Regions from separate parts of the Homo sapiens genome. Here region 1 is linked to region 2. The links are chromatin loops, found by intact Hi-C in ENCODE. Cell type or tissue: chondrocyte. All regions are shown on one strand. Links, peaks and the distances in the headings refer to the core of each region. The heading gives the core; the rest is flanking DNA. Region 1 overlaps PRKAG2 (protein kinase AMP-activated non-catalytic subunit gamma 2). Region 2 holds the start of PRKAG2-AS2 (PRKAG2 antisense RNA 2).

The links. Hi-C counts contacts between places; a loop is a spot of excess contacts. Peaks named below come from ENCODE experiments on the same cell type or tissue, not always from the same donor. Only the 100,000 strongest peaks of a DNase experiment are listed, where the experiment ranks them.
Region 1: a loop joins it to region 2, with 4 times the contacts of the local background. A loop is called at or near these places in 12 of 110 quality-filtered maps.

What each region holds. Positions count from the first base shown.
Region 1 is chr7:151,853,643-151,868,819 of GRCh38, forward strand. All of the region lies in intron 1 of PRKAG2 (protein kinase AMP-activated non-catalytic subunit gamma 2), which reads right to left. Among named protein-coding and RNA genes, the nearest start is that of PRKAG2-AS1, 16 kb to the right of the region's middle. RefSeq lists enhancers at 319-839, 840-1,360. In chondrocyte, for the core only: no CTCF peak of the experiment used is centred there; a DNase peak (open chromatin) is centred at 8,439.
Region 2 is chr7:151,799,293-151,814,469 of GRCh38, forward strand. All of the region lies in intron 1 of PRKAG2 (protein kinase AMP-activated non-catalytic subunit gamma 2), which reads right to left. PRKAG2-AS2 (PRKAG2 antisense RNA 2) reads left to right here and starts at 7,046. Exons shown (of 3, transcript NR_171033.1): 1 at 7,046-7,744; 2 at 8,080-8,343; 3 at 9,957-11,528. In chondrocyte, for the core only: no CTCF peak of the experiment used is centred there; DNase peaks (open chromatin) are centred at 9,799 and 11,329.

The sequences.
Region 1 (15,177 bases), core at 4,681-12,680, 53 kb after region 2:
CCAGCTACTCCGGAGGCTGAGGCAGGAGAATGGCGTGAACCCGGGAGGTGGAGCTTGCAGTGAGCTGAGATCATGCCACTGCAGTCCAGCCTGGGCAACACAGTGAGACTCCGTCTCAAAAAAAAAAAAAAAAAAAGTCAAATATTGGCTATTCCACGCAGTTTAACCTAATATTATCACCTGCTCTTCACTGCTGAGGAACCTGGGCACAGGCTGAGAAAGGATGATTTGGGCTCAAAATAAGACCTTCTGACCCCAAACCGAGGCTCCTCCTATGAAATCATGCTGCTTCCCACCGAAAAACCAAAAACAAATAGAATCCAGGCCCCCTTTATTCTACAGACAAGGATAACCTTGGTGTTGAGGTCAGGCCTGTCCACCCGCTGGGGACAGCTGGGTCATTCACCAGCAGCCCAAAGGCAAAGCCCACTCCTGTCACCCCAGCCAGCCCTTGCTCTGCAGTGCCAGCAGGCAGTGCCCATCACGGGCCAGAGAGAAGAAGCCTCCACCCCGACTGCTGTTGTTTATTTCTCTAAAAAATCACATTAGAAATGAGCCTCCAAGGAGCTTGACTTGAACCTGGAACTTTCTAAAATGCAGAGTATCTATGCATCTCTATCTACATGCATGCCTCCCTTCCCCCCACACACATGCACACACACGAACACACGTGCACATGCACACACACGTGTGCACACATAACCCTTCTGGACTTAGCAGCACACGGACCAGCTGGATGCTTGTGGGGCCTGAGGGTGGACAGCTCCTCCACGCCATCAGGGCTGCTGTCTGAGACCTGCCCCCAAGAGCCTCTGGCCAGGACGCAGCCTTCCCCCACACATCACAGGCACAGGGAGGCATTTGGAGCGCCCGAGGATAGGGCTGTGTGACATCCCTGGCAAGGGCCAGGCAGCGGGAATCCAGCCGCCAAACTCGAGGGCCTCATGGAATGCTAATGGCTACGGACAGCACTGCCACAGGCTTGAGTGACATCACCTCAGTTTGCACAATTGGGCTGAGACTGGAGCTCAGCCTTCCTGGCTCCCACTCCTTGAGCTCAGGGCATGAGTACGGCCACAGAATCAGGGTGCCTGGTCCTTAGGGCGCGCCTCCTGTGATTCTCACACAACGGCCTCAAGAAGGGAGGCAGCGGGGGAGTCACGGAAGGAGGGCTCAGTCAAAGAAAGGACACATCTGAGCAGAGGGATGGCCTCGCAGCCCAGTTCCAGGATGGCTGAGGGCTCCATACTCCAGGGCTGGAGCTGGGGAAAGCACACACACCACTTTACACACACACCACCCTCCACCACTCTCCACATACCACCCTCCACACACACCATGCTCCACACACACCATGCTCCACACACACCACCCTCCACACACACCATGCTCCACACACACCGCCCTCCACACACACCATCCTCCACACACACCATCCTCCACACACACCATCCTCCACACACACCACCCTACACACACACCATCCTCCACACACACCACCCTACACACACACCATCCTCCACACACACCACCCTCCACACACACCACCCTCCACACACACCACCCTCCACACACACCACGCTCCACACACACCGCCCTCCACACACACCACCCTCCACACACACCACCCTCCACACACACCACCCTCCACACACCACCCTCCACACACACCACCCTCCCACACACCGCCCTCCACACACACCATGCTCCACACACACCGCCCTCCACACACACCGCCCTCCACACACACCATCCACACACCACCCTCCACATACACCATGCTCCACACACACCGCCCTCCACACACACCATCCTCCACACACACCATGCTCCACACACCACCCTCCACACACCACCCTCCACACACACCGCCCTCCACACACCGCCCTCCACACACACCACTTTACACACACGCCACCCTCCACACACCACCCTACACACACACCACCCTCCACACACGCCACCCTCCACACACACCACACTCCACACACCACCTTCCACACATACCACTGCAGACACTGGGATGTTTTTGCCAAGCAGAGAGGCTGCAGGCAGAGAGGCATGGGCTGTGCCATAGGGGAAAAGTGGGTGGGTGGGGGCAGGCAGAGGGGTGGGGGCGGCAGGAACCACAGGGATGGGTAGAGGCTCAGAGCCACACCTGCTCCAGACCATATGGACCTCACAGATGAGTCTGTGTCCTCGCTTAGGCGAAAGCTGAGCTCCATGATGCTATGTGCACCCTGTCTCCATTTCCAAAAGGATGCTTGCAATGCAGTTACATAAAATACCTTGAAAGGAGGAAAAACAGTAGCCACAGGAAGATAAAGTAAGGCGGTCTCTGGAGAGAGGTTAAGACACAAAAACCCGTAAGTCCTACACACTCGCCAGACACAGGCCACACATTCTGCCCTTGGGGTTTCTCCAGCAAATGAAGAAAGAAGATTTCTTAAAAATTATAGCATACTCAAGTTTGCTACATGGCATATCATGGCAAACCTACATAGGGTATCATTTAATTCTCATGGCCACCTGCAGGCAGGTATTCTTATTGCTGTTTCACTAACAAAGCAACTTAGGTTCAGGGCCATCAGGGAGCCTGTCCAAGGTCACACAGCCAATGAGAGGTGTGGCAGGAGGGAAACCAGGTCCCCAAAGTCCTGGCTCCCCGTGGCGATCTTTCCAAGGCCCGCGCAGCCGAGGACGCAAGCACAGGTGCCACGAGCACGCTGGAGTGGCCCCGAGGCGGGCCCCTGCGGAGGCTTGCAGCTCCCTGGAAGGTATTTTGCCTTCTTCATTGCCCCAAATTAGGATGTAGGGGGAGACGAAAAGACGTCCTGCAGGGAAGGGCGTGGATTTTGGAGACAGCCACACCGGGTTCAATTGGCCTCGCCGTGGCCCTTAGGCAAACAACTCATTCTATCTGAGCCTCCGTTTCTCCAACTGTAAAAACCGGGTGAATACTAGGAACAGGCAGAGTTGCTGATGAGTTAAATGGCAAAATATGTGAAAGACGTTAAGTCTGGCACCCACACCGAATATAACTCAGTGAATGCCCGCATCTGAAAAACAAGACCAGCCACACACACGGTCACGGCGTCCCCACCGGAGCACGGTCACCTGTGCCTCATCAGCCACGTGGCCGCCACAGGGAAGAGAACTGGATCGCAAGGCAGGTGTTTCAAGTCTGGTGAAACCCAGCTCTAAGGAAACAAGATAAAGGAGGAGAAGATACAGGACAGCAGGCAGAAGACAACAAGAAGGGCGGAGAGAAAACGGAGCAGAGAAAGAGGAAAGAAACAGAAAACGGTGACAAAAGAAACTACTGGACTGCAGCCCAAAGTCTACTGCTTTCAGCTTTGTGTAAAAGGTGGTATCTTTTAGGGCTCCAGAGACACTAACCAGTGTAATTTTTGCAGGCAACATTAAAACAAAAAAACAATCCTAAGACCCATCTATTTGCAATTAGGCAAGGGCTGATCATTGCTGGAAAAAAAAAAAAAAAAAGCCCACAGGGAGTATAAGGGATGGGCACAGAACGCGCAGCATCCTGCGGAAGACGGTGTGGGAGATGAGAGCCAGAAAAGGTCAGTGCTTTTTGCTGGGTGACATTCAGGACCTTTCTGCTCCTGCCAGCTCCCAGCTCCCAGATCACTGAGCCCTACAGAGTTCTGCACAAATGAGGAATGAGGCCGATGCCCAGGTCCGCCTGTGAGAGGGGGCTGTGCCCAAGGTGGACCCATCAGCAACTGGAAGTACCAAAAAAAAAAAAAAAAAGACTTCATATAAATGCATCTATAGTCAGCCTATAAAAATGGTTGGAAAGCAACAGCCCACTCCTCTCCACGCATTTTCTCGGGTTGCATGCTGCCTTCCGGCACCATCTGTCTGTTCAGCACAGCGGTTGTGTGTGGGCTCAGGCGCCAGACGGCTCCGGCTTGATGCCCGGCTGTGCCACCCCCTGCCAACGGCCTCTGCTGTGCAGATTTTCCCATCTGTAGAATGGGGACAATAGCAGCACCAGCACACAGCTGTGTGGGGATGAAGTCAGCTGCCACCCACGCATGCTGAGGACCTGCTGGCTTGGGAGCGCTCGCTCTCTTTGTGGTCACTGTTGCTCTTCTTTTCCCTTCAGGTCTGAACTGAAAAGTCATCTGAACCAGGTGCCACCTCGCTGGAGCATCAGAAGGCGGGCATACAATTTCTAACACCTTCTATACAATCCCAAACGGTGATTTCCTGTCACTAGGAAGGAATGGGGCATAGGAGACAAAGAATTGCGGGTTTTACTCCTTTGGCTGCTCCCTAAGGGGTACAGGGTGCTGGGACTTGCCTCTCCCATCTCTCTTTGGGAATGAAGCGCTCCTTTCCCCCACTGCTGGTGGTGCTGTGGCCCCTCGGCTGCCAGCCCCTTATGGGGACAGCCCAGGCTGGAGGAGCCACCTTCCCAAGGCCCCAGCCTCTTCCACAGTCAGCTACATCCACCAATGATTGTCCCCAGCCCCTGCTGCTACCCAGCAAGGCTCAGAAGGGTGGGCTGAGGCCCTAGCTGAGACTGTGGGGCAGCCCAGCCTCTCCTGCACCGTGCCTACCCCTCCCCTCCCCTCCCTTACACTCCCCTCTCCTCCCCAGTACTCAGCAGCACCCTGCCAGCCTCGGCCACAGCTGTCCCCAGCTGGCCCATTGAAGAGCCCAATCTGTACCACTTGGTGGGAAGGTGACTGAAGCTACTGGCTCCTTGGAGCTTTAAGCAGTATGGAGATTATTTTTATTTTTGTTTATGCATACCTTGTGTCACTTTCGGTATCCAGGTGTCATAAAGATACGTGTCAGGGATTGGACTAGGTAAGCCTCAGTGGATAGTTAAATACCCATATCTCCCACACCCCATTATTCCCCTCCACTATTCACCTGCCCACACACACACACCACCCCTGTGCTACAGGAAGAGAGAGTCACAGGGAAAGGGAAGTCCTGCCTCCTCAATGGTCCTGGACCATGGCCATGCCTGACACCATTGCTGCTGGAAGAAGGGGTGACATCGTCATTCACTTCGGCCGTTTCTCGGCTTCCTGTGATTTGAAAGTTTTCCAGTGCTGAGATGGGTTTGGTTTGAGCCCCCAATCCAAAGATGCTTTGCTGGTAGCTAGGAGGTATTCAGCAAGCACCTGCTATGCAGAATGCACAGTGTGGAGCACTTGGAGGGACCATAAAGATGAACGGAACACGAATTCTGCCCCCAGGAGTCTTGATGGAGCTGACGGGCACCCTAGGCCTTGTCTCGCCCCTAGGAGGCCCCTCTTCCTGCTCCTCTGCAAGGCTGGCATCGACAGCAGGTCCAGCCCCATCCCTGGCCTCAGTGACTCAAGGGGAGTTTTCAGAAACTTCTCAGATCAAGGAAAGCTCAGAAAATCCAGTGTCTCCTGAGGAGAAGCCAGACCCTGGCCAGGTGTCTCTGGAGTCTGTCACAGAACAGATTCAGGAAAAACAGGTCGCTGGGGCCTCCAGCAAACAGCCGATACCACATCTGTGTGCATCGTCCTGTGATGCCCAGGGAATGGGCTTCGAGGGTGCTGCACAGCTGTGGCACCAGAGAACACTCCGCGGGGAACGGCGTCAGACGGGGCGGGGCGAGGTGAGGCCCGCAAGCCAGTCCCTGCTGCACACGGTAGCGAAGGCGGAAAGCTGCGGCAACACCTTCCCACCATCTCTGTGAGGTCTGTGGGTGGAGAGGGTGGGATGCGACTGCCAGCCCCGTGGAAAGGTATGATTCTCCAAAGAAGACAAAGGTGCTGGCCAGGAATCATGGTCTTCAGAGTGAGGGCAGCGCCCAGCACATCTCTCCGTGTTCACTGAGACACAGCTAAGACACACACTTAAAGGGCCATGGGATTAGCGAATAGGGAAGACTTCCCAGGGGCGAGGACTGTGAGAGTGGAGGTGAGTAATCTGGCGGCAGCTGCCTGAGGCTGTGTGCCCAAGCCCGGCTGGGTCTGCTGCCAGCCACAGCCCACAGTGCCAGAGCTGTCCCTTGGCGCCATCAGAAGCTGAGTGGCCTTGGATACCTTCAGCTCCCCTTCTGCTCTCATCAGCCACTTGCCAGCCATCCTCTTGTCCCAGTGAGAGCTGCAGGTTAAGGCACCGAGGATGTATCTCCATCTCTGTCCAGTGCCAAGCAGTTGAATGATCTGGTAAACAGCTGTCCCTCACTCCCATTTAGGCAGTAGTCATCTCAGGGTATCAGCTGGAAATCCAAGGCCATGGGAGTCACCTGAGTCCATGCCGCTGGAGGGACGCAGGGTTGCAGGACACGAGTGCCCATCTTCTGATGTAGTCCAAGATTCCCTCTCCGCCACCTGCAGGTGGGACTGTGGGCTGGGCTGACGGAGGTGGCCGGGCACCTGGAGCTGTAGCAGGTATCACAGAAGCCTAGAATGCTGGACCCGGAGGGGCCCTTCCAGTCACTAACAGGGCTCCATCTGCCTATCGGATGCTTTCATCCACCTTCCATTAAGCACATTAACCAGCAGCTATGATATGCCCAGCCACTGCCCCTTCTCCAGCCTCCGTGGAGCCCCTCCTGCTGGAGGCAGGGCAGAAAGGGGGCACCAGGACAGGCCCTCGGACAGGCAAGACCACAGGCTGGGCATGCTTTGCGCCATTTGCAGCAGAGAGAACCAGAACTTCTTGCAAACATCTCACTCCTCCAATACCACACACGGCCACCTGCATCTCTACATTGCTTGTCCTTGCCCACCCCCTCTCCTCCCTGGCATCCACGCCTGTACTGGTGGACAATCAGAGACACGCACTGATGGGTGCCATCTGTGGTGCCCAAGGCCTCGCCTGTGGAAGGGGGTGTGGGTTTCATCTCCCATTGGGAATGAACCAACCACAAGACAGAGAGAGAGAGCACGGCCCCCAGCTCACCCACCCCACCCGAGGCCCACTGCAGACTGGAAGGAGATGACTTGGGAGCCTGAGTGTTCTCTAAAAGCCCCATATTTATTTTCTGGAGTCAAGGTGCAAAGTCCCCATGAGTTCCCCATTAGACAGCAAATGCCCCAAGGAGAAGAGGACAAAAAGCATATTAACCTGATGAACTGATTCCCAAGGATGCCTGCTGTGCCCTACCTCTCCTAGAGGGCACTGTTCTCGCCCAGGGAACACTGTCTCCCCTTGTCTGCCCACCTGTCTTCCATGCCATGACCCTACTGGGGTCACGTTAGGCTTGTGGTAGAGGGAGGTGCAGGCAGACGAGACTCCAAGGACCCTAAAGTCCCAGTATTCTGCTTCTAGGTAGAGCTTGCCAGGTTAGATTTCTGCCCGCCACCTCAACTCTCTGCAGCCCCACCCCAAGACTTTGCCTTCAAGTTCCTGGCACGTGGACCAAGGCCAAGCCCATTTCTAAGCCTTCTCACTCTCAGTTAAGGGCTCAGTACCTTCAGCCCTGGGGGCTCAAGCTGGCTTCACTCTGGGGTCAGGACCTTGGCCTGTCTCAGTGTGAATAAGGAGACCTATTGAACAAATTTGCAAATTATTCAGCCAAAGCCTAATGAGGGATTAAAAAGGAAATCTCGTTCAAATTACAATCAAAGAATCACCTGCAGGACGGGCATGGTAGCTCATGCCTGTAATCCCAGCACTTTGGGAGGCTGAGGCGGGTGCATCACTTGAGGCCAGGAGTTCAAGACCAGCCTGAACATGGCAAAACTTCATCTCTACTAAAAATACAAAACCTGGCCGGTCATGGTGGTGCATGCTTGTAATCCCAGCTACTGGGGAGGCTGACACATAAGAATTGGTTGAACCCGGGAGGCTGAGGTTGCAGTGAGCCAAGATGGTGTCACTGCATTCCAGCCTGGGTGACAGAATAAGACTCTGTCTCCAAAAAAAAAAAAAAAAAAAAGAATCACCTCCATTGAAAAGAATAAAATTATCTGAAGCTGGGGACATCCCCAGAAAACCTGGGATGGGATGGTGGCCACAGCTACATTCTTAGGGTCGGTCCTCCCATGGGCGGCTTGTTAGGGAGAGGGAGGCAACCCTTCTAGACACAGACATCCTGCTCTTTACTGTGGCATCTCAGTCATGCTCCCCCAAGTCCTGTGAGGTGGGGATTATATTCTGTATTTTACCGGTGAGGAAACTGAGGCTTAGATTGTGCCAGTGAACTGCCCAATAGGACACAGGGGGCAATCATTGACACCGGGGTTGCGACCTTGGCCTCTGGCACCCAAACTCATGCTCCCTCCCTAGCAGCCACTCTTCCATTGGCAAGATAAAAACCATCCCATCTTCCTGCTCACACACAGGACTCTGTTCTTGAGAATCTAGTATGAGGGACGGCTAGGTCCATGCCCGTCCCCTCAGTGGACGGATGCTCCCTCCTCCAATGGCACCAGGAAATAGAGAGGTCCCTGAAGGGGATGAGGCCCGAGGCACTGGCATCTGGCCCCCGGGCTCTGCATTGCATGAAGGTCTAGGCGCCCGGCCCGTCTCCAGGCAGAGGACCATCCCGCCATGGCAGATGCCTCCTGCCAGACACAGGATGCTGTACTAGTCAATCAGCCTGAGCCAAAGCCCAAGTAACTTTCCCAAGTGGGAGGTGAAGGAAAAAAACAAATAACACAGTAATGTGCCTAAAATCTGCCCCTTTTTTTTCTGGCCAGTAGATTGGATGGAAAAAAAAATGCCTCTTTTTGAAACCAACAAGACATGATTTGTCTGAAAATGTTCTCTTTGAGGTATGTGGCTCCCACAAGATTTGTAAAAAACGGGTTCACTCAGATTTTTCTAAATTGGGTCGTCGAGTTAACTAAGCATTTCCATTCTCAAAGACGGCCCCCATTTTCTTTCTTTCCCCCTCTGTTAGTTAAGCTTCTGCATGTCCTCACCATCATCATCATCATTGTCAACATTCAGGTCGGCTGTGTGAGAGGTGGCTTCCTCAGGGCTGGGACATGACAAAGTGTAGACGCATGCCATCTTTAAAGGAGCTTATGGTTTAATTAAGGAGACAGGCTGGATACTTCGAAAGAAAAATCGTGAGATTTTATGAGAAAGGGACGCGGTGCCGTGGATGCCGTGGTGTGGCTCCCGGATCCCCAGGCGCAGGGAGCACTGGTAGGTCCCCAAGTGCAGGGGGCACTGGTAGGTCCCTGGGTACAGGGAGCACTGTTAGGTCCCTGAGTGCAGGGAGCACTGGTAGATCCCTGGGTTCAGAGGGCACTGGTAGGTCTCTGGGTGCAGGGAGCACTGGTAGATCCCTGGGTTCAGAGGGCACTGGTAGGCCTCTGGGTGCAGGGAGCACTGGTAGATCTCCGGGTGCAGGGGGCACTGGTAGGTCCTGGGGTGCAGGGGGTGCTGGTAGACCCCAGGTGCAGGGGGCACTTGTAGGTCCTGGGGTGCAGGGGGCGCTGGTAGATCCCTGGGTGCAGGGGGCGCTGGTAGGTCCCCGGGTGCAGGGACCACTGGTAGGTCCCCGGGTACAGGGGGCACTGGTAGACCCCAGGGTACAGGGGGCGCTGGTAGATCCCCGGGTGCAGGGGGTGCTGGTAGGTCCCCGGGTAGAGGCAGCACTGGTAAATCCCCAGGTACAGGGGGCACTGGTAAGTCCCCGGGTACAGGGAGCACTGGTAGCCACTGGTACTCAGCTGAGTGCCTGGCTGAGACTTGCCCTCACCCGACGGGATCCGCCTCACCCAAGTTCACATCCCCTTCCCAGGGACAGTGTGGGAGCCCTTTGCCTCAATCTGGGACAACTCTGAAGGGTCATCCCAGTTCCAGAATGCTCCAAGGGGTCAGCTGAGGCCTTTGGTGTGAATGCTTCATCGCCCTTCCCCTCTGCTCAGTCCAGCTTGCTTCCCTCTTTCACCACTGAGTGGCCAAAGCTAGAGGCACAGACTCACCAGCTGAGCATAACCTTCAGGTGAAGGTGACAAAGGCCACTGGAGGGCAGACCATCATTTAACAAGGAATAGAACCAAATATGAGGCCAGCACGGTGGCTCACGCCTGCAATCTTAGCACTTTGGAAGGCCACCGCAGGAGGACTGCTTGAGCCCAGGAGTGTAAGAGCAGCCTGGCAAGATGATGAAGCCCCTTCTCTATGAAAAATCAAAAAATTAGCCGGGCTTGGTGGCACCTGCGGTCCCGGCTACTGAGCAGGCTGAGGTAAGAGGATCGCTTGAGCTCAGGAGTTCCAGGCAGCAGTGTTCGCACCACCGCACTCCAGCCTGGACTACAGAGCAAAACCCTGTCTCAAAAAAAAAAAAAAGGAACCAAGAACCAAATATGTCCACCTGCCTTTATGCTGTATTTTATCACAGTAGTAAACTCTATGCCTGCATGCCTCTCCTACAGAACATCGCTTTGAGCCTTTCCTGAGAACTGATATTGCCACATCTAGAGGAGAGGAGAGAGGAGGGAGGTGATAGAGAATGGAGTCTGGAGCCCACAGCCCTTGTCTTGAAATAGCACGAAACAAGCACTGCTGTGAACTGGCTTCCTGACCTCCAGCCTCAAGAGCAGGCATCTCAGGCAGAAAGCCACAGGGCCGGCAGATGGCAATGCTGGCTCCCAGAAGCCCTTCCCTGACCGTAGCCACAGCAGCTGACCAGCCAGGGTGGGACTCCTCTCCTCCCAACACGCCTCCAGTGCAAAGGCCCAGGTTCAATCCTTGCTTCGCCACTGGCCAGCCATGCGACGTGGCAGGTCACTTAACCTCTTGGGGCTGTTTCCTCATTATACGGCGGTCCAGGGTGCAGCTTCCTGTTTCCCTTCTCCCAGGGGCTACCATGCATCCTCTGCGCCACTTCCACACCTGGCAGGTACCCTGCAACCCTAGAGGGGAGGTCTCCTGGCCCAGTTCCTTCCCCAGACCAGGTTGGTATCGCTGCCCAGCATTTCCCTCTGTCTTTGAAAATACTCTATTACCTATGCCCCAAGGTCATGTCAGAAATCTCAAAATACACCTAACATGCAAAGCAGAGTGGTGAGGAGACAAGCGACCTCTCTGTTCTCCTGGCGCTGGCAGCTCCCCAGGGGTGAAATATCTCCTCGGACACTCACTCATCTTCAGTGGTGCAAATGGGAGGGCTCAGGTGACACTCTTAAAAGTCCAGCTTTGGAAGGACCCAGGCCCCATCACTGCTCTGCACGCCCCTCACCCACAGCCCCTTAAAGCCACTTGTCCCCAGGACAAAGCAGTTTCCATACAGCCGTGGTGCTTGAGCCAAACGGAGACTTAGGCTCCAGCCCTCTTTTTCAAAGTGTATATATGTATATTACATATTACACATATTACATATAGGATATACTTTAAATAGCATATGATTAGATAACAATTTTATATAATACTAATTATATAATATATGAATGTATTATATATGTAAACAGATCTAGACAGGTTAAGTGACTGGTTCCGCTCAAATCCTTCTGGCCCCTGTGCACATGACCTTGCTTTCCATCCACAGGCAGAGTCTGTCCCTCCATCCCTTGAGTCTCAGCCGTGTGACTTGCCATGGCCAAGGGGCCTGAGGAGCCCCTGAGCTTCAGGCTGGCCCTCTTGCTGCTGCCTAGACGGCCTGCTGGACACACGGCCCAGTTGTCCCCGCGGCTCGGCTGGCATGGAGCCGACTGGGCGATGGGCAGACATGCAGGCGAGGCTGTCCTGGGGCCCAGCTGCTGGCTGACCCCAGAGATCGGCCAAGCCAGCCCCAACCACGAGAACTTCCCAGCTGACAGAGAGAACAGTGAGAAAGAATAAATTCTGTGGCTTTCAGTCCCTATGTTTTTGGTGTTTTGGTAGCAGCAGACGTGAACTGACAGGGTGACGGCATGCCCCAGGTTAAGCCTTGTGAGGGGAGAGAGGGGCCCATGTGGATCACAGTGAGACCCCTGTGCCTGGCACACAACAGGCTGCGGTCAATACTGGATGACTCAGTGAGAAGAAGCCCCTAGACAGGTGACAGAGGCGCCAGGCAGGGCTTCCTGATTCCGAGTGTAGTGTTCATTCTAATCTCCATTATTTAAGAAGCAAAAACAACAAACTGAGAAAGAAGAACCAGAGACTGGAACCTATGAAAGTGGAGAAGAGGCCGGGCGCAGTGGCTCACGCCTGTAATCCCAGCACTTTGGGAGGCCAAGGCGGGCGGATCATGAGGTCAGGAGATTGAGACCATCCTGGCTAACACGGTGAAACCCCGTCTCTATTAAAAAATACAAAAAATTAGCTGGGTGTGGTGGCGGGCGCCCGTAGACCCAGCTACTCGGGAGGCTGAGGCAGGAGAATGGTGTGAACCTGGGAGGCGGAGCTTGCAGTGAGCGGAGATCGCACCACTGCACTCCAGCTTGGGTGACAGAGCAAGACTCTGTCTCAAAAAAAAAAAAAAAAGAAAAAGAAAAGAAAGTGGAGAAGACAGGTTATTTATTTTTGAGATAAGAAGGGTAAAGAATAACCTTCAATGACCTTCATCTAGAAAGGGGCCAAGTGAAGCGTATGGAGACCTGACACACACAGGGCAAACCGAAGGGAGGCAGCAGACGCCGCCCTCTCTGGGCCCACCGTCCAGCCTCAGCCTGACCGTCCAGCCTCATCCCCTACCCCAGGGAGGCCTTGGCTGCTCGTGGGGCATCTGGGCCATAGCCAAGCAGAGATATCAAAAACCTGACAAGACACAACAGAGACTTTTCTCAGCAGGTTGGGCTAGAATGGTTGTGAACCTTACACTGTCTTTTCTACATTAAGGATAATAAGACTAATAACAATACTAATATTTCACATATTACTTTAGAGATAAAGAGAGACGGCTCATATAAAAGCACACGTCTGGCATATAACAAGTGCTTCAGCAATATTAGCTCAATCTGTTGAAAACCATGCCACCCCAGATGGTATCTGATACAATCAAGAATATTGATCGGTCATCAGCACCATGAATGCAACTCCCCATCAAGCGTATCTAGGTTGCATGGAGGAAGAAGGCTCTCTGGGGTGCTTATTACAACATATGCTATAGATGAGGATGGGGCCCAGGTGATGTATGCTTCAAGCCCACCACCCCATGGCTGCTGGCATGGCTGAGGTGGTGAGCAGGGTGGAGCTGAGTAAATGGTTTCCACATTAGCCCAATAGGCAAATGGCTGTGTGGAGCCTGCCTGCCTGCCCGTCTTCTGGAAGTTGAGCAGGTGACAGAGCTGTCCTCCCACCCCCACCCCTCGCACACACCTCTGCACCCCTGGCCCCAGGAGGCTAAGTCTTGGTGGCCACCCAGGAGGGGAGAGCAGGCAAAGAGGAAGTGCTCTGGACAGAGGGAGCAGGCCTGGGTCCCAGAGCTGCCACACCAGCCTCTGTCACGTTACGTTGGTTTTCTCACAGCCCCTCCACACTAGAACTTCCAGCAGTGGGAGGAGGGGACGCAAGGAAAGACCCAGACCTTGGAAGGGAGTGTCAAAGTGCTGTGGGCAGTGGGACGCTGGGACCCCTTCCTGGGGCCTTGGCCACCTCTCCAGGCCATGCCATGGAGCCCCTCAGTGCAAGCCCCTGCCCTACAGCTCTATCGGACGGAGGCTGTGGCTGCGCTGTGCTTTGAGGGCAGGGCCCTGTTGGATTAGGTTCCTGGGCTGTGATAATGCGGCACCACATACTGGGGGCTTTAAAACAGAATGGATTCTCTCATTGCTCTAGAGGCCAGAGGTCTGAAATCAAGGTGCTGTGAGAGCCACACGCCCTCCGAAACCTCCGGGAGGATCCTTCCTTGCCTCTTCCACCCTTCAGCGGCCCATATTCCGAGGCTCGTGGCAGCAGCTCTGCAATCTCTGCCTCCGCCCTCACAGGCCTTCTTGCCTGTGCCTCTGGATGCAACTTCCCTCTTCTTAGAAGGACTCCAGGCATAGTGGATGAGGGCCGGTCCTAATGGCCTCATCCTAATCTATATGTTAATCACATCTGCAAAAACCCCATCTCAAAGAAGGTCCCATTCACAGGTATGGGGTGCAGAGGGTGTGGGACTTCGACCTTTTTTTTGGAGAATCCAATTCCATCGCACTGTTCATCTTTGTGTCCTCGACACCCAGCCCAGTCCCTGGAAAGCACACAGAAACGAGTTGACTGGTTTCTGGTCCCAGCACTAACCCTGCGTAAACATAGTTCTTAGCAATGGCTCTCTATTTCTTTATTCACAAGTGGAGAATTTGCATCCTATTTTCTCAAATTCTCCCCTCACCCTGTTGCATCCTTCTTCTTCCCCTCCCCAGCACAGTGGAGGTCACTGCAGGGCCACCCCCAGCAATGAACTCCCCTGGAAGAAGGCCAGCAGAGCTGCAGGGCACCCCCCTCCAGGACCAGGCCTTTGGCTCATGGAAAAGACGCTGGGAGCCTGGGGTTACGGAGCAAACTGGTCTTTGTCGTGCATTCATCAGCAGCTTCACTGCCAGGTCAGAGTATATCAAAACACAGAGGCCCTGGCAGACGCCCCAAAGCCTGGTGATAGCCGATTGGTCCGTGACCAGCCATGGGTTGGCAGAGAGGGCTTCCTGTCAACAGGAAGTAAAGGACAGGGATTAAATTATTTTCAAAGTAGGTAGTGGAAGAAAGAGATGAGTGAGATTCCAATTAACCATTCCAAGGCAGGGCTAAAATACAGTTCCACCAAATCACCTTCTTCTACTGGGGAAGCTCAGCTCGTTAATAGCTAACCCCTTCCTCTGGTCTGGGGGCATAAGCCATGCAATGAGTAACAGTGGGGGCTTCTAAGAACTCCGTATGGTTAAGCCCGAAGGACGCAGCTGAACTCTCAGGTGGCCCCTCTGCTCATCTCAGAGCGAGTCACGGTTAAAGAACCAAGCAAAGTCACCACTCTGTTTCAACGTCACAGCTCAGCTGCCCATCGGCCTTTGTTTGTTGCGCATTTTAAACGACGTTGACAGAACTGTGGGGTTATCAGGATGGGCTGGTTCACCGTCCTGAAAGGACGGCAGACAGCTGGTGCTTCATCGGTGATCACGTTCATTGGTCCCATTTTGGCCGAAGGGAGGGCGGAGGGAGGAGAACGGGTGAGCCACATTCTCACTCGGCTCCTGTCAGTGTCTGTGGCTCTACTCGGTAACCTTAGCAGCCCCCATAAATGTAAAAAGGTGCCTAGAAACAGAAAGACACTGGCCATGAGCTGAATACACC
Region 2 (15,177 bases), core at 5,826-13,825:
AGGTCCCTTTTGATCATGTCATGCTCTTATAGCTGCTTCTGACTTTCTAGCTTGTGTTTCCACTACATAAGCTGGTAACAGTAACTCTTACAGGATTGCAACGGGCTGGCCATCCCTCGCACGGGCCTGGCTATACTGGGCACATAGCAAATGTTCTAATTCTATGAAGCCACTTGGGTTCTGCGGGCACCTTTGCATCTTGTCTCCAGCGACAGCACAAAGCCCGTGCTCCAACTCCCTTTCTGGTGTCATTTATTGTACATGAATCTGTGACTTCCCCAGAGCCCTTCAGTCTGTGATCCCAGCCACGCAGGCGGCAGCCGCTCCAGGAACTTCCCAGGAACCATGGAACCTGTCGTGTCCTCCAGACTGACGGGCGCGGACACTCTGCATGGAGGGGCTCCAGATGCCACCGGCCAGCATCTAGCATCTAGCCAGCAGCGATGCATAAAGACCAGCCAGGTCAGGAGAAGGTGTCTGCTACTCCCCATTCCAGGCCACACCGCCAGGGCCACGCTGCAGGCAGCTACCAGATAGGACATGAAGGTGCCTGGGAGGTATGCCGCCCCCTCCAGAACCTCACACCGGCCAAAATCCCTCACGGGTGGGCTAACAACACTCACAACAACCACACTGCTAGCTCTTTTAAAATTTTACTTTTTAGTCTTTTTATAAGTTTAATTCTTGTTTAAAAAGATAAATTGAACCTCTACCCCCTCAGTGAGGCAGGCCTGGATCTAGATTTCTGCCTAACCAGCTGTGTCATTTGAAAGTCGCCTCACGGGCCGGGTGCGGTGGCTCATGCCTGTAATCCCAGCACTTTGGGAGGCCGAGGTGGGCGGATCATGAGGTCAGGAGATCGAGACCATCCTGGCTAACATGGTGAAACCCTGTCTCTACTAAAAAATACAAAAAATTAGCCAGGTGTGGTGGCGGGCACCTGTAGTCCAAGCTACTCGGGAGGCTGAGGCAGGAGAATGGCGTGAACCCGGGAGGCGGAGCTTGCAGTGAGCTGAGATCACGCCACTGCACTCCAGCCTGGGCGACAGAGCGAGACTCTGTCTCAAAAAAAAAAAAAAAAAGAAAGTCGCCTCCCATCTCTGGTCGTCAGTTTCCTCCTCTGAGACAGGAGGTGTCTAGACTCAACCCCTCCAGCTCCTCCAAGGCCTTCCCAAAACAAATTCTGTTCCAGGCCATCCCACCTCCCAGCACCGCAATGACACTCCTCCTTCGAACACATCCAGGTGGGCCCCAGGGCCACGCTGGTCACTGCCACCTGGTGGGTACAGCCTGTGTTCAGGCCCCAAGGCATGAGCAGTTCCAGGACAGAGGCAGGACAACCACCAAAGGATGTGATGGCAGCCAGGGCTTGGGTGAGGGAGGGAGGGAAGGGCAGGTGGTGCACAGGGGATTTCTAGGGCGGTGGAACCGCTCTGCATGAGAGTGTAATAGTGGACACACAACATCACACACACGACATCACACATTTGTCAAAACCCACAGAATGTACACCACCAAGAGTGAGCCCTAATGTCAGCTATGGACTTCGGTTAACAATAAGGTATCAACAGAAGCTCAATGGTAACAGAGGTGCCACAGTAATGCCAGACGCAGACAACAGGGGAGATTGGCATGGGGGCTGCAGGGTCAGGGAGGGGCAGATGGGCACCCTCTGAACTTTCCGCTTCAGGTTCTGTAAACCTAAAACTGCTCACAAGTAAAATCCACTAAATTTTTAAAAAGCAATAGCAGCAAATGGCCAGAGATGGCCTCAATTTCATCTGCCAAACAACTGCCCATCACGCCAGGCCTGGACCACCCACCCAGCTCCTCAGAGATGCTGGAGGTCATAGGTTCCCCAGGAAATGGGAACTGGAGAGGTCAATTCTTCCTGTATCCACGGCTCCAGGTCCTTCTAGAACACAGAGAAAGGTGCATGCCATGCTCCCAGGCTCAGGGTCAGAAGATTAGTGGGATCCAGTCTGAGGCTCAGCGCTCAGACCAAGAAGATAAATGAGACCAGAGACACTCAGAGATTAAATACCTTGCTGGGGCTGGGCAGCAAGGAAGCTGGGAGAAGGGTCTGAGAACCCAGGTCCCCATCTCTCAGGCCCAGGCCCTTGGCCCCCAGGCTGGGGCAATGAGGACCAAGTACAGAGGGCTCCAGATGGAGGCCAGGGACCAGCTGCAGGCACCAGGCAGCCTCAGAATGTCTGGAGCTGGGGGACCCCTCACAGGGCTCGCTGGGCAGCTGGTTCATCGGGGAGACTACGTGGTGCAGAAAAGCTTGAGTTTCTTGGTTGGGGACTCAAGGCTGCAAACCACGGCGCTAATGAACCTAAACAAGGGAATTTGCTAGGTTTTCTTATTTTTGGTGTTTTGTTGCCAACAAACTCATTCTGTTCTAGAGGGGCTTGTTATATAAGGAGGAGAGGGAAGAAAACTGCTGAGATGTGAGGCCAAAGTCACCAGAGGAGGAGAGACTTCCAGATCAGCTGCTGCGCCAGCTGGGAGTCAGGTACAAAAAACAGGGGGTTGTTTGCGTCTTTGTTTTTTCAAACAAGAAAAAGCAAAAAGCCTGCATCGCATGTCCTAGGAATGGGGTTAAAAGTCGTCGTCTCTTGGGACAGAGTTTGGACGCCTCTGTGAGCAGGGCCTGGTCACTGAGGTGTCCCTGACTCGTGTCCTGTGTGCAGGATGGAGTCTCCATGCAGCCCAAGCCTCTCTGCAGGGCCTGGTGGCTGCTGAGAGGCAGAAGGAAACCCCTCCCTGAGTGTGGCCTCTGCGTGTGTCACCTACACCTGTCAGAAGGGTTTGGGATCTTTCTTTCTCATGGAGAAAGTGCAGAAGATTCTGGGTCAGGCCCTGTGGGACATCCCTAGAGCCAGAGGACCGTCCCCTTTGTGTAGTTTGTCCCTGGCATTGCCAGTGCTTCTGGTTTCACTCTTGGTTCTCAGCAGTGGATCCTAGAAGCCCCCTGGATCATGAACTTCTGCCCTTTGCACTCATGAGGCCCAGGGACACCTCCCTCTGCTTGTGCAACACGAGGCTGCCACGTCTCAGGTCTTCGTGCCCAAAGTGAGTGGACTCTGACCTTCCAGGATGGCCGAGGGTGCCAACGTTTCCCAAAGATCTGTTTTCAGACTAATCTGGGAGACAGCCTTTGGAGAGGTCCGTGAAGAAGAAAGGGGAACTCCACAGGTGGAGGGGAAACCGAAGCTACCTGAGGGATACTCCCCACGGCCCACCTGGCCCCCTCTTAGTCTGCACTGCCCTATTTTCATGGCTTAAAGGGCAGAATCAAAAGATCACAGTAGGTCAGTTCTCCCCAGGCTATCTGTGTGCCCAGCCTAGAGAAAGGAATGAACATTGAACAGGGACCTGCTGGCTGAAACCTTCAGTGGTTGCTTCCTGCCTGCAGAAGGTGTCGGACTCTGCCTGGCATTCAGTGCACCCCAGGACACAGCCCTGGCCTCAGCCTCTCCTTTCTCCCACACCGCTCTTCTGCAGCAGCCACCTGACCTACACGCTGTCCTGGGACACCCTCTACTCCTCTTTAATCCCCCCGTGCCAGCATTCCTCAAAAAAGGGGGCTCAGGACTCCCACAAGGTTAAAGTTATCATAGACATATATATGATATATATATAAGCAATATGATATATATATATATTTTTTTTTTTTTGAGACAGGGTCTCGCTCTGTTGCTCAGGCTGGAGCGCAGTGGTGTGATCTCAGCTCACTGCAACCTTCACCTCCTGGGTTCAAGTGATTCTCCTGCCTCAGCCTCCAGAGTAGCTGGGATTACAGGTATGTACCACCATGCCCAGCTAATTTTTGTATTTTTAGTAGAGATGGGGTTTCACCATGTTGGCCAGGTTGGTCTCGAACTCCTGACCTCAAGGGATCTGCCTGCCTCAGCCTTCCAAAGTTCTGGGATTATGGATGTGAGCCACTGTGCCTGACCTAGATAAGTGATTTTAAAGGTAATAGCTGGGGAGCCGGAATTCCTTGATTCTGATGATTTGCGATTAAAACACTTTGTATAGGAATTTAAGGCGATCTTTATCATATTGGGGTTCAAGGACAGCCATCAGTAAGAAATTTTCTCCCTTCAAAGGGAGGCTTGTTACAAAATTTGAGCAGCAGTGGCTCACACCATTCCTTCCTACCTCGAGTGTCCTGACCCTTTTTCTCTCACCCATTTATATCCTACTCATTCTTCAAAAACTAGCTGATTCCCACAAATTTACACCAACTTTTCTGAGCAGTCCAGTTGAAAATGATATCCTACTCCATTGCATTTTAATGCCTAAGAATTTAAAATCAGTCACGTATTACCCATTTGCTATTTACATATAAATTGTATCTCTGTATAGATTGTGAGGACTCTGAGAGCAACGGCTATATTATCCAGCTTGTTTTTTTTTTTTTAAGAAGTAAATTCATCCAGCTTGGCCAACATGGTGAAATCCCATCTCTACTAAATATACAAAAATTAGCTGGGCATGGTGGTGGGCGCCTATAGTCCCAGCAACTCAGGAGGCTGAGGCAGGAGAATCATTTGAACCTGGGAGGCAGAGGTTGCAGTGAGTTGAGATCGCGCCACTGCACTCCAGACTGGGCAGCAGTGCGAGACTATGTCTCAAAAAAAAAAAAAAAAAAAGTAAATTAATAGGATTCAAAAGTCAAAACATAACAACCTGTAATTGAAGAGTCATACCCTTGGCCCAGCCATGCCATGTCCCCAGAGGAACCACTTTTAGTTGCGTAGACAGCTAGGGTTGCTTTATGCAAATGCAAATATGAAGGCTGTTCCCTGTCTCTTATCTGTTTTGCTCGTGTCTTACTGCCTCGCCTATCTGGGAGATCTTTCAATATCAGCACGTAGGGATTTGGGGGTATCCACGTCATATGCTTTTGTCTGGAATGCTCTAGTTTAACCAGTCCCCTGTAGGTGACGCAGGCTGCTTTCAATCTTTGGCAATTACAGAGAATTAATACAATAAAAACTTGGTCCATACTTCATATTTCCAGCATAAGTTCCCAGAAGTGTGGCTGCTGCTTGCAGGTCAGTGCATTTATTATTTCTGCCACGTGCAGACAGGGGGAAGGGCCCCTTATAAAACCAACAGATCTCGTGAGAACTCACTATCACAGAACAGCATGGGGGAAACCACCCCCATGATTGAATTACCTCCACCTGCTCTCTCCCTTGACATGTGGGAATTACAATTCAAGAGGAGATTTGGGTGGGGACACGGATGTCACCACGAGCCCTCCTCAGCATTGGACAGTTTGCTCTCCTAACTATGATGTAGGAGAGTCTATTTCCCGCACTGACTCACCAACAGGCTATTTTGTTCAACACCTGGACTTTTGCTGGGTTGGTAAGACGTGGCATCTGTGTAACCCAAATTGACATTTGTTTTCTTTATTCCGTGGTGTTCCATCGCGGCACAGAGTCGGCACTTGAGGTGGCATCCTGTGGAACTGCTTCTCAAACTGCACGTAGGACATAGGTCATAAAATCCACTCAGGACACACAGGTTTTGTTGCGGCTGCTGTTCATAGAACAAAACCAGAGCTCCAGGAGTTTTCTGGGATGTCTATATCCAATAGGTCATGATGTGAAGTTCCTCGCCGTGGCTCACTGTCAAAGTCTGAAAGCCGCTGCGGAAGTGGCTCAACGCATGGCAGGCACAGGGGCTCCATGGGGTAAGTAGCCCACAGGACAGCCACTAGGAATGTGGTCCCTCCCTGCATACATGTGCTGTCTCCTGTTGAGTGGGCGAATCTGTTCCTCCATCCTTGAGTTGGGGCAGCTGTGCTCAACAGAAATGCAGCAGAAACCACACCACCTGACTTCTGGGTTAGGTGAGAAGGAACCTCGCAGTTCCTCCTGGATCTCTTGTAATGTCTGCCGCGGGTGAAACCAGCTGCCACGTTAGGAATCTGCACCAAGACCACCATGTTATGAGGAAGCTCAAGCCAGCCACGTGGAGAGGCTGCACGGATGGAGAAACAGCTGCACGGCCAGCCCCAGGGAGTGATGTGAGAGTGAAGGAGCCTCTAGGATGTGCCAGGCTCAGCTGCCACCTGACTTTTCAAATAGGAGGAACCCCCAGTGAGAACTCAGCTGAGCCAGATGACTCCTAAATCCATGAAAGATGATTTCAAATCATATTTTTAAGTTTTGGGGTGGTTTGTTATGTAGCAATAGGTGATCTTGTGACTATGTAACCCTGGGAAAGTTACTTCATTTCTCTGTTTTTTAATCTAAAAACTGGGAATCATGGGAGTTCCTACTGGAAAATGAGTTAACATATAGAAGTATAGAACCACATATGAGTTAACAAAGACATGGCTGTGATGCCTGGGACTCATTTGGAAAACATGAGTTATCACTTTAAAATGCTTCACTGAGTTTAGAGGCAATATACTATGATTACTGAACCCAGGGACACTACAGATTCTTCCTTCTCAGAGCTTTGATGAGAGGAAAGAGGCAGATTCCACCTTACCTTCAGGTTTGCCAAGATCCTTCCCCAACGTACAAGTGAAAGGGAGCTCAGGAAGGCAGAATGAAGGGACACATCAAATCCTTGGTGACAAAGTTTAGGACAGGCTGGGCACAGTGGCTCACGCCTATAGTCCAAGCATTTTGGGAGGCCAAGGCAGGCTGATCACCTGAGGTCAGGAGTTCTAGACCAGCCTGGCCAAACCTGTCTCTACTAAAAATACAAAAATTAGCTGGGCGTGGTGGTGGCCGCCTGTAGTCCCAGCTACTCAGGAGGCTGAAGCAGGAGAATCGCTTGAACCCGGGAAGCGGAGGTTGCAGTGAGCCAGGATCCCACCACTGCACCCCAGCTTGGGCGACAGAGCGAGACTCCGTCTCAACAACTATGACAACAACAAACAGTTTGGGACAGAGAAAAATCCCTGTAAACTTCAAGCCTTTTGGGGTGCTCTTGGGTGAACTCCTAAATTGCTCAAGGGCTAACTTCCTCATTTATTATTAAAAGAAAAAAGAAAAAGGCAGAGGCCAGTGGTGAAGGCTGGCGATTTCTGGTCTAGGGTGAGAGATAACAGAAAGTAACAATGGAGGCTCTCGCAGTGCTCGCAGGCACTCAAGGAACGGAAAGGAAATTGCACATTTCACCCGTGACTGCATAGGCAAACGAGAACAGCAAGTCTCTGCTTTCAGCTGGAATGTTATCAACTTCGGTCACGCTGATTATCTCAGGCTGATCAGGAAGGCTGGTACCAGGAGTGAGTGACTAAATGAAGAAATTACTAATTAACAAATGCTTGGGTGGACAATCCTTCAAAATTTAGGATCAATGGGAGGAGACAGAAGGAGTCTTGGGAGGATTTTTAAAATATGCCAGAGCTGGCTGGGTACAGTGGCTCACACCTGTAACCTGAGGACTTTGAGGTGGAGACGGGCAGACCACCTGAGCTCAGGAGCTCAAGACCAGCCTGGGCAACATGGCAAAACCCTGTCTCTACTAACACTATAAAAAGTTAGCTGGGCGTGTTGGTGCATGCTGTAGTCCCAGCTACTCAGGAGGCTGAGCCACGAGAATCGCTTGAACCTGGGAGATGGAGGTTGAAGTGAGCCAAGATCGCACCATTGCACTCCAGCCTGGGGAAAAAAAAAAGCCAGGCCTCCTAATGTACTCATTTAAACATCACTTGTGTCCACCTGGGTTCAGAATTGCGCTGGACATGGGATACACAAAGGTAAGACATGGACCCACCCTCAAGTCTGAAGGTGGAGGTGGGGAAGGGCAGAGGCTGTAAAGGGTCAGAGGGACCTTGTGGAGTGGTGGAAATGTTCCAGATCACACTGTGGCGGTGGTCACATGACTGTGCACACTTACGACAACCCATCTAATTGTATACTGTCAGTCAAAGGGCATTATATGTAAATCACACCTCAATAAAGCTGACCAAAAAGTGGCCAGTCAGCCACCAGCAGACCCATGGGATAGGGGAAGAAAAACAAGCAATCTACAGAACGTGGGAAAATGCCTATATTAAGAATCCTGGAATACTCCATGTGCTTTTTCATGCAGCGGGAGTGGAATTTTCAGGAAGCAGCTGTGCTGTGGGTGACGGTCATACTTTATTCTCTAAAACTCTCCAGTTTCAATTGGCCTCTTGGTGCCAAAGCACCATGGCGTGTTACACCTATCAGATCGGGCACACTGCCCCTTCTTCCCAACCTACGAGCTGAAATGGCCAGCACTGCGCCTTCCAGAACCCAGCGTAGATGCACAGCTGCCACGGAGGTAGGAAGAATGATTCGTTTGCCACCAAAAGCCCAGTTTCTCCAACAGGTAAGTCCCAGCAGGGTGCGATGTCCCAAACCTACACAACCGTTTCCACTGCCTATTCCCGGGCCCCTCACTTGGGTCAAGGCAGCATTTCAGAGGAAGCCAGGAGCGAGAACTCGTGCATCCGAACCCTTCTCTGACTTGGCGGGTTATTGGATTAGCTACTCTCAGAAGACCCAAAAGGCATAGGGGAGAGAAGAGATAAATCTGGATGCGGTGGAGACAACGGCCAAACAGAAAAACCGCTTGGAGAATAAAAGTCGGGGGAAGCCTGTAGTGGGGACGCTAGACTCAAGGGAAGGCTCTGGAGGAAGGAAGAGGCTAAAGGCATAGTTTCGTAACCCCTCCCTACAAACTACCCCCTTTCCCTCTGCCCAAGTGAGCACAGGGACCGCCCCGCAGCAAGACGACGGCAGATATTTAAAATGTGAGGAACCCCGGCCACAGCGGGCGGGGCTCCCCACCCATCACCTAGTGTCCTCACTCACTGCACTCCAGACTTTGTCAAAGTGGTGGCAGCTGAGTCCAGCACCAGAGATTGGTGATGCTCGGGTTGATTTCATTGTCAAGTGCATCTGGCAGGACTCTAGTTTGTCGACAGTATTCCAGACAAGGTGTAGCTGGCTGAACCGCAGTGCCTCGGCATTTGGGACCATTGAAAAATACTCTGGATTCTTTTTTTTTCTTTTGCAATTGCACAAGGATTTACTTATCTCTCTTCATGGGTGAAACTGATTTGGGGGGAAACTGCTAGACTCAATGACCAGTTGGACTGTAGGCAAGAAGGCCCATGATTTTGTTCCTCAGATAAAAGAGCAGCAGGGAAACAGGAGGCCTCTCTCCTGCAAAGCTGGTCCAAAGTGCACACAAGGCATGGCTGAGCGCCTGGTGATGCACAGTCAGCAGACGGGCGAGACCCAGGAACGTGTACTGTAACAAGAGAGTCTAGTGCAGGTTGTTGGGGGGGCTTGAGGCTATCCGCTGACATCTTTTCTCCCCAGTCAGGAGACAGTAGGGGAGATGGTTCTCATAGATCAAGTCGGGCTTTGAGAAGGAAGGTGAACAGGAGAAAAAAAAAAATAGAGGCCTCAGAAAGCCCCTCCCTCCCAAGTCTCTCCTCACAGGCGAACCACGACAGATGGCTGCGCGGCCTGAGGGCCGGCCTCCAGGCAGCCAGGGAGGAGCAGCTGCAAGTCCTGCAGTCTGTGAGACCCCCGAAGGGTCTGGGCCAGCATCCAAGGCTAAAGCCTTGGCTATCCTAACGCCGCAGTGGGGCACTTAAAGCTCCTCACGCCCAAGCCCAGGCCTGGTGGGAGCACGGTTCTCTCCCGCGCTCCCCCTCCTCCCCACTCCACGGCCACCCTTCCTTCCAATCGTCCCCCTGGAGTTCGTGTTGGAAGATGCCAGTGAGCACGTCTCAGGGCTCTACGCCTTGCACGGATGAGTATGGGGTGACTCAGAGGGAAGGGGTGGTGGCAGATGCCTGCAGCTGGCTCCCAGCCAGGTTTGGCCATCCTGCGTAAATGCCTGCCTTGGGTCTTGGCCTAATACTAAGGGCAAATCCCAAGAGGGGTGAGTGGGCTTCTGGAATCTGAGCAATTCTGCTTTCAAAACAGGTGAATCCCTAGGCCAGCCCGGCCCCTTCCCACACACCCCTACCCCGAGACGGGTGCAGAATCAGCAGCGGGGATCATCCAGAGACTCTCGCAGTCCACGGCAGGTGTCGGAGTGGGCCTCATTCCAGAGTTGTGGTGGCCGCTCCACCTGGCGAGCTTCGAGGGGACTCCGGCAGGCGCTCGCTGTGGGGTCCTCCCACCAGTCTTCTCAGCACAGGAACGGTGCCTTCACATTGGTCTTCCGGGGCTTAAAAGCATATCATTCCTGCTTGCTCTTCAGATGCAAACTCCCCCTCCAAGGATACCTCCAGGTTCCCTGCCAGCTCACTTGACTCACATGGCAATGGTCACCGGGCTGCCTGAGCCCAAATCAAGCACCGTTTATTAGGGGGAAGCTCCGTTATCCAGAAAGCTCATCTTTGAAGAGCTACCCATTTCCTGCCAAAGTTGTGGCGGGAAGGCCTTAGGTACTAGAAAACCTTGGGGAATGGCAATTAAAGGATTATCATTCTTACTTATTTGTTTGGATAAGCAGCAATCACCCTTCGGATGCTTATTGGTGAGAATATTTCTAAAAGTGTCCTGCACATTTCCCTGCTTTGATGAATGGAACGGCAGGGCAGGATTTAACTGTCTGATGGCTACGGTTTTGGGAAAGTGCCAGAACCTCCACGTCAGCCACCCCAGAGCCACAGGCAGGGTATGAGCCACAGCAATGGGCCCCAAGAAAGAGCCCCACACCCACCATGGTCCACGGAAGACGCTGCTTACTGGCCCCGGGTTACCTGGAGTCATGTGCATTCTCCTTACATCAAGTGAAGATAATATTTTGTTTCCTTCCCACTTTTTCTCTAACACAAGCCACCCCAGTTCTCCCTTCTGACAACAGGCAAGTGGACCCTAGTAGACCTTCCAGAAAAGCCTTAGAGAGCACCCCCAAATGCTCACATTTGTCAGCTGTAATTCCACCCTCAGTTAAAACCTGATTCTCAATGTGACTTGGCCAACGCAGCTTGCAAAGCAAGAACGTCTTCATCTAAGGTTGAAAACATCAGTTGTTTGGGTTGTGAGAAAAGAAAAGCCCACAAGGTTTCCGAGGCTTGGTGCTGTTTCTCACTGTCCTCAGCTCCTGATTCTGCAGCTGGTTCTCTCTCCAAGCACTAGCAAAACCCTGCCCTAGGAGCCCCCAGACTCTGAGAGCCCATGACCAAAAAGAAAAGGAAAGCCAAGTTGGGGAAGAACAGGGGCCCCCAACTCCACAGCCCTCCACTCTGCCCAGAGGGCCCACCCTGGGCTGCCTGGAACCCCCTAAAGTTGCCACCCCCGCAACACAGTAGTGGGGCAGTTCCTGGCAGCGCCTGCAGCCCATGGGCTGGCTCTGTACCCGCAGCCCCGCCAAGCGTCTGTTATCTTATTTACTGGAATCTGCACAGCCAGGCTCTAGCTCACCGGTGACTAAGGAGCTGCAGCCATTATTACCAGGCAGATGGCAGACTCCCTAAAAGCAGACATTAAACAATAAAATGCCACCACATACCTTGCCCACAAAATAAAATCAAAACAAACACCTAAGTCTGGCTTTGCTTTTCTTCTGCTCTCTCCCTACCTCCCCTGGGTCAGAGCACAGGGGGAGAGGTGCACGGGGCACCGAGAAGGAAATTTACGATCGAGGAAGACCATACGGACATGCCCAGTGACCTTCAGAAGGTGGCAGTAGCAGAACCACCATGGGACCCCAGGTGGCGGAGAGGGCAGACCCTGTCCATGTGTGACAGGTGGGGCAGAACCACCAGCTAGGACAGGTGGGATTGGAAGAACAAAGGAACGACAGGGACCCTGCAGAACCCACAGCCCTCTCGCCTCAGTCGCCTGATGAATAGTCAAAGTGCTAAGACCTGGAGAATTCCATCAAAAACTCAGTTGCTCCCACTGCTTTGGAAGGTGTTCTGCTGGGCTCTGCCAGGACAGGCCACGGCTGACGGCTCACCTGAAGAGAGGGACCTGCTATTTATGAAGCATCTATTATGTGCTGGCAGCTGCCCCTTACTCCTGCAAGGCAGGTACTGTCTCCATTCTTAGAAGAAAAATCAGGCTCAGGAGAAGGAAATAATTTGCCCGTGGTAGCCAGGGGGTGAACAGCAGAATGCTCTGCCAGGCCCAGGCCACGAGGCCTCTGGGGTGAAGAAGGAACACCCCCCAGTTCTTGGGCATCAGGTGCTTGTGATTCCATTCTATTTTTCTCTTAACTCATAATTCAGTAATTGAGGCTAGAGCTTTGCCATCTCACATTAAACCCTTTTAGGACTCCAGGGCCTTAACTCACACTTGTGGGAAGGATGTTTGGTTCAGGCCAATGAAAGGCTTGGCTGGAAAGCCCACAAAGCTGACAGGTGTGCAGGGCTGATGACAGGTCAGTGCACTGTCCCACTGGTGCCGGGCTGCTGAGGCTTCAGGACAAGCCTGCCCACTAGGAAGGGAGGGAAGGTATTGAGCCTTGAACGAGCCACTTACCTGTAGGTCCAACCTAGGTTTCCTGCTACGTCACCAGCCCCCAACAAGAGCTAAAGGTAGGTTTTCACTACCGGACATTCACCATGTGGCTCATAAGTACAGTTGGAGGGACAACTTTGGAGTTGTCCGAGGGCCCGAGTTTGAGCTCTAGTTTGCCATTTACTGGTTATGCAATCTCAGTAAATTATTCAAATTCATGGAGCCTCAATTTCCTTGTGTAAAAGGGAAATCTCCCAGGATCATCATGAAAATTATAATAATTAACATTCATGAAACTGCCACACATGGTGCCAGATGCCTAATAATCAATCAATCAATATTTACCAAAATATGCAATACAGACAGCTAACAGCAGTGTAAGAGGTAACGTAGAGACAGATCCTTCTAAGAAATTAAGACCCCTACCTGACTGCATTAGGAGTCATCAATTGAATCTACCGACAAGAATTGAACACAATTTAATACAAAGTAATGCATAAAACAAAAGTACAGGCATTCACCTTCATTAGGCCTGGGCTGAGTCTGAGAGGAGGTAAGGGGGTTTGTTAGAAGGGGGTGTGGTGAGACTGGTCTGTGGGGCATCTCTGGGGAGGAGAGACCTGAATACTTTTAAAGGAAGAAAAAGATCTATAGTTTGAAAGAGCGCTGTGAAGGAGTTGGATAAATCCAAGATGGATTCCATTAGTTAACAGCTGAGCTGAAAGAAGAACACAAAATTAGAAGCCGCAGTTCCAGGGACCCCTGGTTATCCAACACTATGAAGTGAGGAGGTCAAGACCAAGCATCTTCCTCTTGTTGGAAAGGCCAATGCCTGGGACACAGGACTCAAGAGTTTGTTTTGCTAAAGTGCTGATGTTTAATTTCACCCTGGGACAGGACCTGAAGAGAAGCCAGAGCTGGGTAACAAACACGAAGACCAGGCTTAGGGACTGGGTCCACCCAACCTCAGTCCACCAGCCTCCGTTCCCCTCCACCACCCACCCCACTCCCAGCTTCAAAAGAACAGGCTGGACCGCAGGACACCTGGCTTCTCTTTCCAGCTGAATCCCTTTGTGACTTTAGGCAAAGAAGATTAAATATTTTAGATTTTCAATTATGTTCACTGAATTTAACCACTGAACCCTCAGTTTCCTCATTATAAGCGTGTGTCTCTCAAGGCCTACTACTGCTGGGCTGAAAAAAAAAAAACCACACACACACACCTGAGATTTATCTAGTCCTTGGAAGTTTCCATGCAAGTTGGGGAAGCAGCTGGAAGGTGAGAAACCCCCAGACCTAAGAGGCCCACAGTGAGGCCCCTCGGGTGAGTCGGAGCCTGCCCAGGGTGTGTGGAGCCCCAGGGTGCCGGCTCACTCTGACTGCGTCCCAGGGAGCTTCCCCCTCTCACTTACTCTCAACTATTCACACCTAGCAGTCCCCGAATTCTCGATTTATGTTTTGGGGCCTCCTGCCTGCATCCTGGTTGTATCCCTAGGCCTCTCCCCATCTTCCAACACCTACAATCCGTAACGCCATCAACGCTGGATTCCCTGCTAGCCCAGCCTTCTTCAATTGTTTACTATCACCTTTGCTCTCCACCTGGGTTGAAAATTCAGATGCACAGAATCAAGCCTCCCCCCAGGAGGGGGGTCAAGCGACCCCCAGGTCACTCCTAATCACCAGCACTCAAGGACCCCGAATCACAGACTTGAAGCAGACAGACAGCCTCTGGCTTACGGAAGGCGATTGTAAGGAAAAAAAAAAAAAAGGACATGGCTTACTCAAAGTGCCATGCATCAATGTCACAGAAGGGCGACAAGAGGGATGCTGGGTGAGCTCCGAATCTAGTACTTTCCAGCCTGCAGCTCTACTTGTTGCTGCAAATTCACTCAACAGTCAGGGCTTCTGGTTCTCAGCCTCCCCCTCCTCCTCTCCACCAGACAGCGGTGACAGCCCACGGTTCAGCCACTGAGGAGGCCATCTACGATCTTCTCTTCCTTCCCTTCCTCTCTCCCCCACTCCCCTCCCATCTGCTGCTTCTTTGGATTCCCCACAACTTCAGCAAGCAAGTAAGCGTTGGGCTCCACGCTCCGCAGGAGGCCAAGATACCCTTCAATGTATATGGGGTCAAGAGAGTCCCCAGAAAACTGTGGGCCATCCCCAAAGCCCCCACATCATCCCCAGTCTTTTCTGTTTGGGCCAAAGGTAATAAGTGATGACTCAGGAAGGGCAAGGCCAGGCAAAGAATGACAACTTCGCTAAGATTTCAGCTCCAGTAAGGGAAGTTCAAGCCAGGGTGGGAAGGCAGGGAGGAGACCCTGTACCCAGGACCCAGTGTGTGAGGCAGCTCTGCTCAGCCTGGCAGGGGAGGAGAGACAGACTCAGAGAGGAATGGAGCTGAACACGCCCACACACATACCACCTTCACTAGTGATGCTCTTTAAATCACCAAGAAAAAGTTATGTAAGGAGAAAACATACAGCTTCCGTGGAGAGAAGGAACATTTTGCTCAGCCTTGGGGTATCTGATTTAATAAGAGGCTCTTGGAGAACAAAGCCACAATTCAGCATCAGTCTTACACACCAAGGAGACAAAGCATCGTGAGGGGGAAAACCGCACACCCAGGGACGCACAATCACTATGCATTTAGAAAGCCAGCTCCCGCAGGTCTGCTTACTCAGCCCCAAGGGGTCCTGGAGGTCTTCTCTTCCAGATGCTAATAAGCAGTGCA